Linked DNA regions of Homo sapiens: region 2 is linked to region 1. A link is a contact called in ENCODE Hi-C or POLR2A ChIA-PET data. All regions are on one chromosome and are shown on one strand. The core of a region is the stretch at or near the end of the contact, and the rest is flanking DNA. Distances in the headings are between cores, read along the strand shown. Region 1 holds the start of OTX1 (orthodenticle homeobox 1). Region 2 has its middle 55 kb from the start of B3GNT2.

What was found. A loop is a pair of places that touch in the nucleus more often than their neighbours do. ChIA-PET counts read pairs that join two places held with the same protein, here RNA polymerase II (POLR2A).
Region 2: a map with no recorded cell type shows a loop between it and region 1 (2.8-fold over the local background). The contact joins the enhancer-like site here to the promoter of OTX1 in region 1. A Hi-C loop is called at or near these places in 1 of 37 single-sample maps with no recorded cell type. POLR2A ChIA-PET finds 5 or more read pairs at or near these places in 1 of 52 experiments (A549).

Annotation. Positions count from the first base shown.
Region 1 is chr2:63,048,135-63,053,008 of GRCh38, forward strand. OTX1 (orthodenticle homeobox 1) reads left to right here and starts at 2,696. Exons shown (of 5, transcript NM_014562.4): 1 at 2,696-2,763; 2 at 3,115-3,183; 3 at 4,746-4,874. The coding sequence starts at 4,857. It overlaps EHBP1-AS1 (EHBP1 antisense RNA 1), which reads right to left and starts at 387. Exons shown (of 4, transcript NR_033389.1): 1 at 255-387. RefSeq lists enhancers at 1-447, 426-1,834, 448-1,197, 1,198-1,945 and a silencer at 2,062-2,721.
Region 2 is chr2:62,138,904-62,143,777 of GRCh38, forward strand. No RefSeq gene overlaps it. Among named protein-coding and RNA genes, the nearest start is that of B3GNT2, 55 kb to the right of the region's middle. RefSeq lists an enhancer at 3,163-3,252. Within about 2 kb of position 2,353, at least 3 of the 41 ENCODE cell types and tissues checked have a DNase peak (open chromatin) inside an H3K27ac peak, as active enhancers do.

The DNA.
Region 1 (4,874 bases), core at 1,446-3,945:
GAACGGTCATGGCTTCTGGCCCAGCATCTCCCACCTGGACATTTGCCTAGCGACGGCCGCCTCAATCCTCTGCGCTGCTTTCAAGAAACTTTCATCCCAGTCTCTCTCCCTCTCCACTCTCCTCCCTCTCCCCCTCTCCTCTTTCTTTTCTTAATCCTGGGGTTTTATGGGCTGAGCGTTAAGAAAATTCGCCTGCAATTTGGGATTAGATAAATACTCTAATTAGGAAAAAAAAAATCCGTGCTACTTGATACCTCCCAACTTCCCCGAGAATGGTGGCAGCATCTGGAACCGAGAGCGCCGGCCTCCCGCGAGGCGTACCCCGGGGACCGCGCTGGCACATTCCAGAGCGCACTGCCGTCCCACCTCGCTGCGCCGGACCCAGGTCAGGTGCTGAGGCTGCAGGCGAAACAGGGCCTGGTGGAGGGAGGAATGAGTTAAGGTGGAGGAATGGGGCAAGGTCACGCGCCCCGGCACTGGAGGGCCAACCCCGGCACACAGCGGACTGGCCGGGACTAGGGCAGCGCCGGGCTATGGACGCGGACGCCGGCGAAGCGCACCCCGGGACGTCCGCATATTCTTTCCCCCAAAACTAGTGCGCTCCAGCCGGCGCCTTTCCTCGGAACCTAAGGAAGGGGTATATTTCGTTGCTTTCTTTAAACCTCAGCACGATCACAGTGGCTCCGAGCCGCGGGCGGCTGACCGCGGGCCTCGCGGGCTACTCCTGGTAGGGGCCTGCGCGAGCCTAAGGTGTGTCCCCGCCTGGGTTAGCGCTGCGCTCTGCACTGTTTCTTTTCCTCTTAAAGCTTCTTTCTCACTCACTCTCTCCCTCCTTCTCTCTCTCATTTTTTCCCCATTTCTCTCGTTCTTTTATTCAGCTTTCTCTCTTTCTCTCCCTTTTGTGAATGGGCCGCGGTGTCTTTGTTCTGTAGAGAAGCGCCCGTGTCGCTGACTTTTGTGAACCAGAGAAGGATCTTGTAAAACCTCCTTTTCTCCTTCGTACGCCCCCACTCCCACCCCTCCTCCCCTGCCTCTTTGATTAGATGTTCCCTCATCGTCAAAAAAAAAATGTAATTTCGTTGGTCTGGCGGCCACTTTCTTTGAACATTAGCTCGCTTTCAGCTCCAACTTCAATTAGAAGGAGTTGATTTTGAGAGATCAACAAAAGAACCGACCAAAGCCTTATTAAAGGTCCTAAGAAGATCTCCCGGGTCCTTTGAGAAGCAGTTAAGGAAACAGTGTGCCCTCCATCATATTCTGTTACCGTATTTTATTCGGACTCCAAAGGAAAGTGTCGCTTGGGGGAGGGGGAAGCACTTTGATGAGCGGCGGCCGCGGCCCCTTTTCACTCAGCGGGCTCCCCCTTCGTTCTCCTCCTCCTCACCCAGCGCCCGGTCCGCTCTCGGCGCCCGACCCCGCAGCCCGGGCAGCGCGAGTGCTCCCCACTGCGATGCGCCTGGAGGCTCCTTGACTTGCCCTCACACTTAATCCTGTGCAAACTTTTTACCCCGCCTGTCGGGGTGGGGGAGTGGGGGAGATTAGAAACAAGGGGTAGAAATTCCTCGAAAGGGAATAAAGTGCCTAATTTTCAGGAGGAGGTGCCATTTAAAAGATTCGCCTAGCTTAGAGTTGGAACGAAAACTCTTTTTTGCACTTTTAAAAGTCCACCCAGGTAGACGTGTTTGGGAAGTTTTTTCGGGTGGGAAATGGGCTTCGCCCGTACGAACAATCCGGGGAAATCGCCTCAAGGAGGATCCTTACGCAGCATGTGGAAAAAAGTTGAGGGCAGGGGTCTGTGGCCACATTTTCCATCAAAAAGTCCCTGTTAGAGGCAGTCTAAGAAAGAGAGAGAAAGAGCGAAAAAGAAACTTTCCTATCAAAATGTTTCAATTAAGAAGTAGGGTGTACGTGTGAGGGGAAGAGGACGCTGGGCTCCAACGTTTCAGTAGAAGCGCTTAAGACTTGCAAACACCCTTGGTGGGGACCTGGAACCCCGGGAGATGCCGACGAGCAAGCAGGTAAGTGGCGGCGCCCTCCCAGTGGGTGCTCTTCCCAGGCGCGAGAGTCCGGAGGGGCCGAGGAGAGATCTGCACGCCCGGAGCTGCTCCCGCGCTCTGCAAAGTAGCCTGCGCCGGCACGAGCAGCCCGCGGCGTCGGTCTCAGGTGGCGGCGCCGGGGAAGAAAACGCTGGGGCCCGCGGCGCCGGGAGAGGGGCCGAGGCCCGGGCTCCTCCAGCCCGCCGCCCCCGGGTCCTGGCGCCCACACCCGAGCGGCTGAGCCCTGTAGCGCGCGGGAGAGCGAAGGAACCGGTTCTCCAGCACCTCGCCTCCTCCCTGCCACTCCCTCCGGAGCGCCGAGAGCGCGAGAAGGGCGGGGGCGCCCAGGGCAGGCCTGGAGACCCACGGCCCCCTCCGCGGCCAGGACTCGGGCTCTCCGCTCGCCTTCCTCGCCTAGCTCTGCGCCGCTTTTGCCAGCCGAGTCCCGGAGTTAGCGCGCGACCGGGGCGGGGCGGGAGGGCGGGGAGGGCGGGGTGTGGGGGGCGGGGGAGGGCGGGGGCGCGCGGAGGTAACCCCCGGCTCGCGCAGCCATTGCCCGGCTCCCTGTCACTCAGCCCGCGCGGGGCCCCCGATTGGCGGCCTAGCCCCGTTACGCACTCGCCTCGCGTTCACATACCCGGGGAGGGCAGTAGAAAGGTGATCAATCTTCATCAGGCTACATTTCCAATCACCTAAACAACCGAGCAAGACAAGCCACTCCGACAAGGTAAATCGCTTGATTTATTTAGTTTGCAAAGTGACTCTGCAGGACTTCCCAGTCCCCACTGCCTCCACGTTGCACCGGGAGTGCCGCGGCAACGCCGAGCCACCTCCCAACTCTGCCCCTCGAATTCCCCCCCTTGCGGCCCCTCGGCGCGATCCCAGGCGAGGCAATGTCCTGAGAACGTGTGGGGCTTAGCAAACAAAGTGTCTGTGCAATAAAGTGAAACCCAGAAGGACACGCACAAAGCCATTGAAAAAAAAGATAGAGGTGGGAAGAAGGAAGTTGGGAAAAGAAAGAAACCTGGGGGTCCTAGACCAGCCGCCAGGGTAATTCCAGTGCTGCTCTGTTTTGCAGGTTGGCTGCCCGGCGGGTCTCTGTGAGAGATCCAGGTAGATGGTGAACGGCCCCGGCAGCTGAGGGCAGGTAAGGAGAAAGCCGCGGGGCCACCCCGGACTCCGGGAGCGCGTTGGTTACCCTTATCTCCCCCTCCTCAAATGGATCCCGGCTTCCCCGGTCCCCAGCAGGTGGTCGGGGCTGTGGGAGCGGCCTGGCTCCCCTCTTGGTGAGCCGAGGACCCCGGGGCGCTGTCGCGGCCCGCAGCCCCCTCCCCCGCCTCCTCCGAAGTAACCAAGCTGAAGTGCTAAGTTTGGAGAAAGTCTTTGAAAACTCACGCTGCAGCTTCGCAAAGCCGTCGCAGCTTTGAGTCCCATTTTCCTTCGGCCCTAGAGCCCTGGCTGCTTCCCTTCCGGTCCCCTTCCTACAAGCTGGACTCCCTCAGCCCAGGTCTTGGGTCCCAGAAGACGGGGGCGGGAACGGGGCTGGGGGGAGCTTCTTTAGCTCTAACTTCTCTCCTTGAACGTCCTAGCCCGAGTCCCTGGCTTGCTTCACAGCGATCCCGCTAAGCGGGGTGTAGCGATGGCCCCCCAGGGCCCCAGGCCCAGTTTCCAGCGCCCCTCCCTGACCCCTGAGAGTGGCACCCCGGGTTCCCGGCAGCGGCGGGGGCGAGGCTTCGACCTCCCAGCTCGGGTCTGCGTGGGCTACGCCGCTGAGGCCTAGTTCTCTGTTCTCGACCGTGTCCTGGGGCCGCGGGTTCAGCTACAAGGATGGCAGCACGCGACTTGCTGCCCTCCGGCTTCACAAATCCCCGAGACCCTTTGAGGTGCTAGGCCAGTCACCCTTCACCCCCTGCTGGGACCCTGCGGTCCGCAGCCCAGACTGGGCAGAGAGAAGGCCGGGTGCGCGCTGGCAACGAAGGACGCTGGCCGCAGCTGAGGCGCTCCCGACCTCAGGCCGCATCTTGGGGTCGCCCCCCTCTACAGTGGCCCCTTCGGCGTCCTCTGGCCCTCTGCGAAGCCTGGGCCCGTTACTGCGGTTGAGGTGCGGTGGGATTTCGCGTCAGCGATCTTTCAGTGGCTGGGCACAGAGAGGTCAGCTGGAGTGGTGATTGCGGGATCTGGGGCAGGGGCGCAGCCCTGGAGACCTTTAAAGGAACCAAGTGTCTAAGTGGACAAGAAGTGCAATTAGCCCTCCACATTGGCCCTTTGTAGTCTCTACCTTTTCAAAAACACGTGAAACAAAATGAAACAACGCCTCATGCTCTGGGCGGCCTGCCGTCCGGGCACCAAGTGAACCTTTGCTTGTGCAACATGAAGCTGGCTTCTGCCGGATTCAGAATTTTGCCTGGACTTGGGAGCTTGTACACTCCGCGGTTCTGGCTCTGACCTCCCCAGCCTGGCCCTGCTTTTAACTTCTCCTTACTCCTATGGACTCCCTACCAGTGTCTTTGGCTCATTCCAACCCTAGAGCCAGACGACCCAGAAAACTTTACTTTTCAAAGTAACTGTGGTTTCTGGGCTAAGGCCTTGTGGATCCCAGTTGACCACCCTGCGCAGTTCTGTAACCTGCCTTCCCTGTCTATCCCGGGGCAAGACTTGGCAGCCAAGTGGCTCCGATTGACGGTTTCCGTGTGTCTCGTGTCTTCATAGGCCAGGCCCCCAGACGCATCAGACCCTGAAGGACTGCGTGGTGGGAGCCCTGCACCGCTCCTGGCCCCGGGCCCCCTGGATCCGTCGGGGCGCCTCCACCCAGCTGTTAGCATGATGTCTTACCTCAAA
Region 2 (4,874 bases), core at 1,103-3,602, 910 kb before region 1:
AGAAAGATTCCTGCCCGTTAGCCAGGTGTGGTAGCACAGGCCTCAAGTCCAAGCTGCTCAGGAGGCTGAGGAAGGAGGATGCCTTGAGCCCAGGAGTTTGGGGCTTCAGGCAACAACAGCAAGAGCCCATCTCTAAAAAAGAAAGAAAAGGAGAGAGAGAGAGAGAGAGAGAGAGATGAGAGAGAGAGAAAGATGAGAGAAGAAAAGAAAAAAACAGTCCAGCCAAGCTAAAAGTTAGCTTTCAGAATAAAGTCAGAAAATAACTCCAGATTTTGGTAGCGTTGTGTTGATACGAAGCAAAAGATTTGGCCTTATTCTTAGGTCAGGCTTTCCTTGGAAGCTCTAGTTCTTCTCAGCTGTAACAGCAAAAGCCTAAATTCCATTATAGACTCTTTATTTCCTTTATATAACCTCTCTTCCCCCAGTCTTATTTTAATAATGATTCAAAAAGAGTTCCAGCATTAAAAAAAAGTAGTTTAACTCTTCACCCCCAAATGCAAGAAGGTGGTGAAAAGCAGAGGATGATGTTGAGTATCTTAAATAGCTGACATCATGTCAAACTATTAATTGTTGAAGTTATTTTTTTACACCTGAGTGAACATTTAGAAAATAATATAAATAGAAATTAAAGGGAAATAAATGCTAAACCGATGTTAGAAAATACTGTTTTCTGAAGTGTACAGTAAGTATCTTTTTGTATGTTTTTTTTTCTTTTTAATTTATTTATTGAAATGGAGTCTCACTCTGTCACCCAGGCTGGAGTGCAGTGGCGCGATCTTGGCTCACTGCAACCTCCGCCCTTTGAGTTCAAGCGATTCTCCTGCCTCAGCCTCCTGAGTACCTGGGATCACAGGCACCTGCCACCGCACCCAGCTAATTTTTTTTTTACTTTTAGTAGAGACGGAGTTTCACCATCTTGGCCAGGCTAGTCTTGAACTCCTGACCTCATGATCCATCCGCCTCGGCCTCCCAAAGTGCTGGGATTACAGGTGTGAGCCACCATGCCCAGCCTTTTATTTATTTATTTATTTTTGAGAAGGAGTCTCACTCTGTCGCCCAGGGTGGAGTGCAGTGGTGCAATCTCTGCTCACTGCAACCTCTGCCTCCCAGGTTCAAGCGATTCTCCTGTGTCAGCCTCCCGAGTAGCTGGGATTACAGGCATGCGCCACCGCACCCAGCTAATTTTTATATTTTTAGTAGAGACGTGGTTTCACCATGTTGGCCAGGCTGGTCTCAAACTCCTGACCTTCGGTGATCCACCCACCTCGGCCTCCCAAAGTGCTGGGATGACAGGCATGAGCCGCTGCACCCAGCCTCAAAGTGTATAGTAAATATCTAAACAAATGAAAGGGACAAGATATAGAAGGAATCTTAGGATCAGCTGAGAGATAATTGAATACTTTCCTAAAAGAACACAATACTGGAAGGGATGGGGCTTTGTGGGACAATTGCTATTTTGAATTCTTAGGTGTCCAACTTTACAACCAAGGTTTACAAATATTTTAAATGGTGATTTAGTCAGCAGAAGGGAAGACTCAAATAGAACATAATTAGCTTAAGCTTACCTCTAGTTGTAGAGTATACAGGTTTTGACCTCAAAATTTGAAAAATCGCAATTTTTATCTAAGTGCAATCAAGTTTTCCTTATTTGGGGATGGCCATAATTGTCTCTCATGGCAACTCAACTGTATGCAACATTGAACCATCCTTTGTTGCAAAGGAACCTGCCTGGGCCTGCTTCCTGTTAGATAAATGGTCCCAACTGGCATAACTTACAAGTTTGGTACATAAACTATCTGATTACAATACTAACGCTATACGTGAGCAGGTAGTAAAATATGGGCATTTACATCATTTATTCACCAAGAACTGTAATTAGGCATTTTCTTTCTCTTTTATTATATTTTAAAATTTAATATAGAGACAGGGTCTCACGCTGTCCCCCAAGCTAGAGTGCAATGGTGCAACCATTATTCACTGCAGCCTGAACTCCTGGGCTCAAGTGATCTTCCCACCTCAGCACCACCACGCCTGTCTTGTTTCTGTTTTACATGCTCTTGGCTAGTTTCTGTTTCCCACTGGTGTTAGGGTTTTAACTTCTGTTGATTCACAGGATGCAGGTGGGGGAGAGATGGCAAGGGGGAAAATATGAATTTGATTACTCAAGTGGAACAAGGTGAAACCATTAGTTTAAAATAATTTTAGGCTGAAAAATTAAAATCATTAAATTATTTCCTTCATGCTGTTATTACACTGTTTTTGTATTAAAGAAGTAAGCATAAATATGAGGATTGTATATTATTTCTATTCTGGCTATTTTTAGAATCATGGCTAAGAATTGGCATGGATCTCAGAATGACTGATTTGGAGGCTTTAGCATCTGGTCAAAAATGAGGAAACATCTGGACAGACAGGGCAGAAGATTTGTACAAGGCCGTGGTCAGGAAGGAATTTCAGGTCTACTGTCTTCCATCTCTACATTCTACCTTTTAGACCCTTCAAAAGAATAAGTGCTTATTTCAAAAATCTGTGTCCTTGCTCATGTGTTTAAATAATGACAGTTCCTGTAGTGAGGATTTTTGTATGCAGATGTGACCTAAGACTAGGTCCAACGTCACTTACATCCTGCATCCATGTTAGACCTGTCTCTGTGCTTCAGGTTGCTGTCACTCTTTGTAGAGCCTGATGCTGTTTGTGATGACCTTGGCCTCACTTTCCACTCAGTGCCACCCTTCTCTGGGTGCAGTGTGCAAAATGAGTAAGTTGGCTGCCACATGGGGCTTCCAGGCTGTCCACAGTACCCAGATAGCCAGCACATTATTCTCATCCTAGCTGGACAACCATTGACCCAAGCTTGGGTCTCGGGTTCTTGGTGACAAGTTGTTATAAATGGAGAACCGATACCGGGGCACGGTGGCTCACGCCTATAATCCAAGCACTTTGGGAGGCTGAGGCGGGCGGATTGCTTGAACTCAGGAGTTCAAGGCCAGCCTGGGCAACATAGGGAGACCCTGTCTCTACTACTAATAAAAAAATTAGCCAGGCATGGTGGTGCATGCCTGTGATCCCAACTACTCAGGAGGCTGAACTTGGAGGTCGAGTCTGCAGTGAGGCTGTGTTTGTGCCACTGCACTCCATCCTAGGTGACAGAGCAAGACCCCCTCTCAGAAATTAAATAAATAAATAAAAATTTTTGAAATGGAGAACTGAGAAAAGGAACACTAATGCAGTTGTGTTCCCATGGAAGATAGTCAAACAAAGCTAAACATAGCTGGAGTAAGAGAACCAGTGGCTGCTAACAGACGTGGAACTGTGCAACTGAACTAACCCCAAGGCTTACTCCCTCCCTGGGGAGTTGAGGCCAGAAACATTTTCTGTAGCATCTGTGGCAGAGCTGTGGGGCCTTTCTGGCTCAACTGGGAAGGAAGGTGACGGCTGTTGTTCTTCAAGGAATCGCTTTCCTGCCTCCTGAAGGGAATCACCAGGGCCTAGATTCTGGAAAGGGAAGGGAAAGTGGAGAACACAAAAAGGAAACGTTTTCTTGTTCTCCCATGAGATTCATGTGCATGTCCCCAAGCAGATTGCCAGAGGAAATGAAGGTTCTTTAAAAATAATAAATAAATAAATTCTGGCCCAGCACAGTGGCTCACACTTGTAACCCAGCACTTTGGGAGGCTGAAGCAGGAGGACCACTTGAGCCCCGGAGTTAGAAACCAGCCTGGGCAACATAGCAAGACCCTGTCTCTACAAAAATGTTGAACAATTAGCTGGGTGTGGTGCACACAGCTGTAGTTCCAGCTACTCAGGAGGCTGAGATGGGAGGATTACTTGAGCCCAGGAGTTCAAGACCATCCTGGGCATGATGGTGAGACCTCATCTCAATTTAAAGAAAAAAAAAATCCCTCCCATGCCTGTAATTCCAGCACTTTGGGAGGCTGAAGTGGGTGAATTGTTTGAGCTCAGGAGTTCAAGACCAGTCTGGACAACATGGCAAAATCCTGTCTCTACAAAAAATTAGCGAGGCGTGATGGTGCACGCCTGTAGTCCCAGCTACTTGGGGAGCTGAGGTGGGAAGATCAATCGAGCCCAGGAGGTCAAGGCTGCAGTGAGCCGAGATCATGCCACTGCACTCCAGCCTGGGTGACCTTGTCTCAAAAAAAAAAACCCACCAAAATCCCTCCCTTAAAACAGAGTTCAGTGACGGTTGTCACTCTGTGCAAAAATGAACTTGCCCAGTGGGTTTATATTTACTATCAACCAATATCAGCCTATGAATAGCAGAAAAAGGCAAGTAAGGCCATGTAACATTTCATTTTTTCCTGGAGCCCCAGGCTGACCCTGGTTTGGCTGGCCAGGGTGGGACTAAAGGTGAGGCTCCAAATCATCTGGGTACAGGCGGACCACATAGACCAAGAAAGTGCCTTTCAAACTGCCACATTTGTAATCCTAGCTACTCAGGAGGCTGAGGCAGGAGGATCCTTGAGCCCAGGAGTTCAAGACCATCCTGGGCAACATATTGAGACCCCATCTTGAATGAATGAATGGTGCCTTTCCCCAGACTTCCTTTGAATTGAAAGAAAACAAGTCACTTCATAAGTTACTTTATGAACCATTAAAACTGGATACAGCCATTTGCTGGGTGGCGTACCACCGCTTCAAATATCACTTATAGGGAATTTAGGGAAAAATCTTTTCCCCTAATATCAGGAAGTTTAAAAATAAGTAACCAGATAATCTGGGGCCAGGAGCATGTAGTGGGAGAGTTATCAGGCCCACCCAGTTCCCTGAGACAGGTGGAAAAAACTGACCCTTCTCTTCATCAGTTCTTATAGATGTAATTTCAACAAATGGGAAAGGATAATGCAAAACCCTTC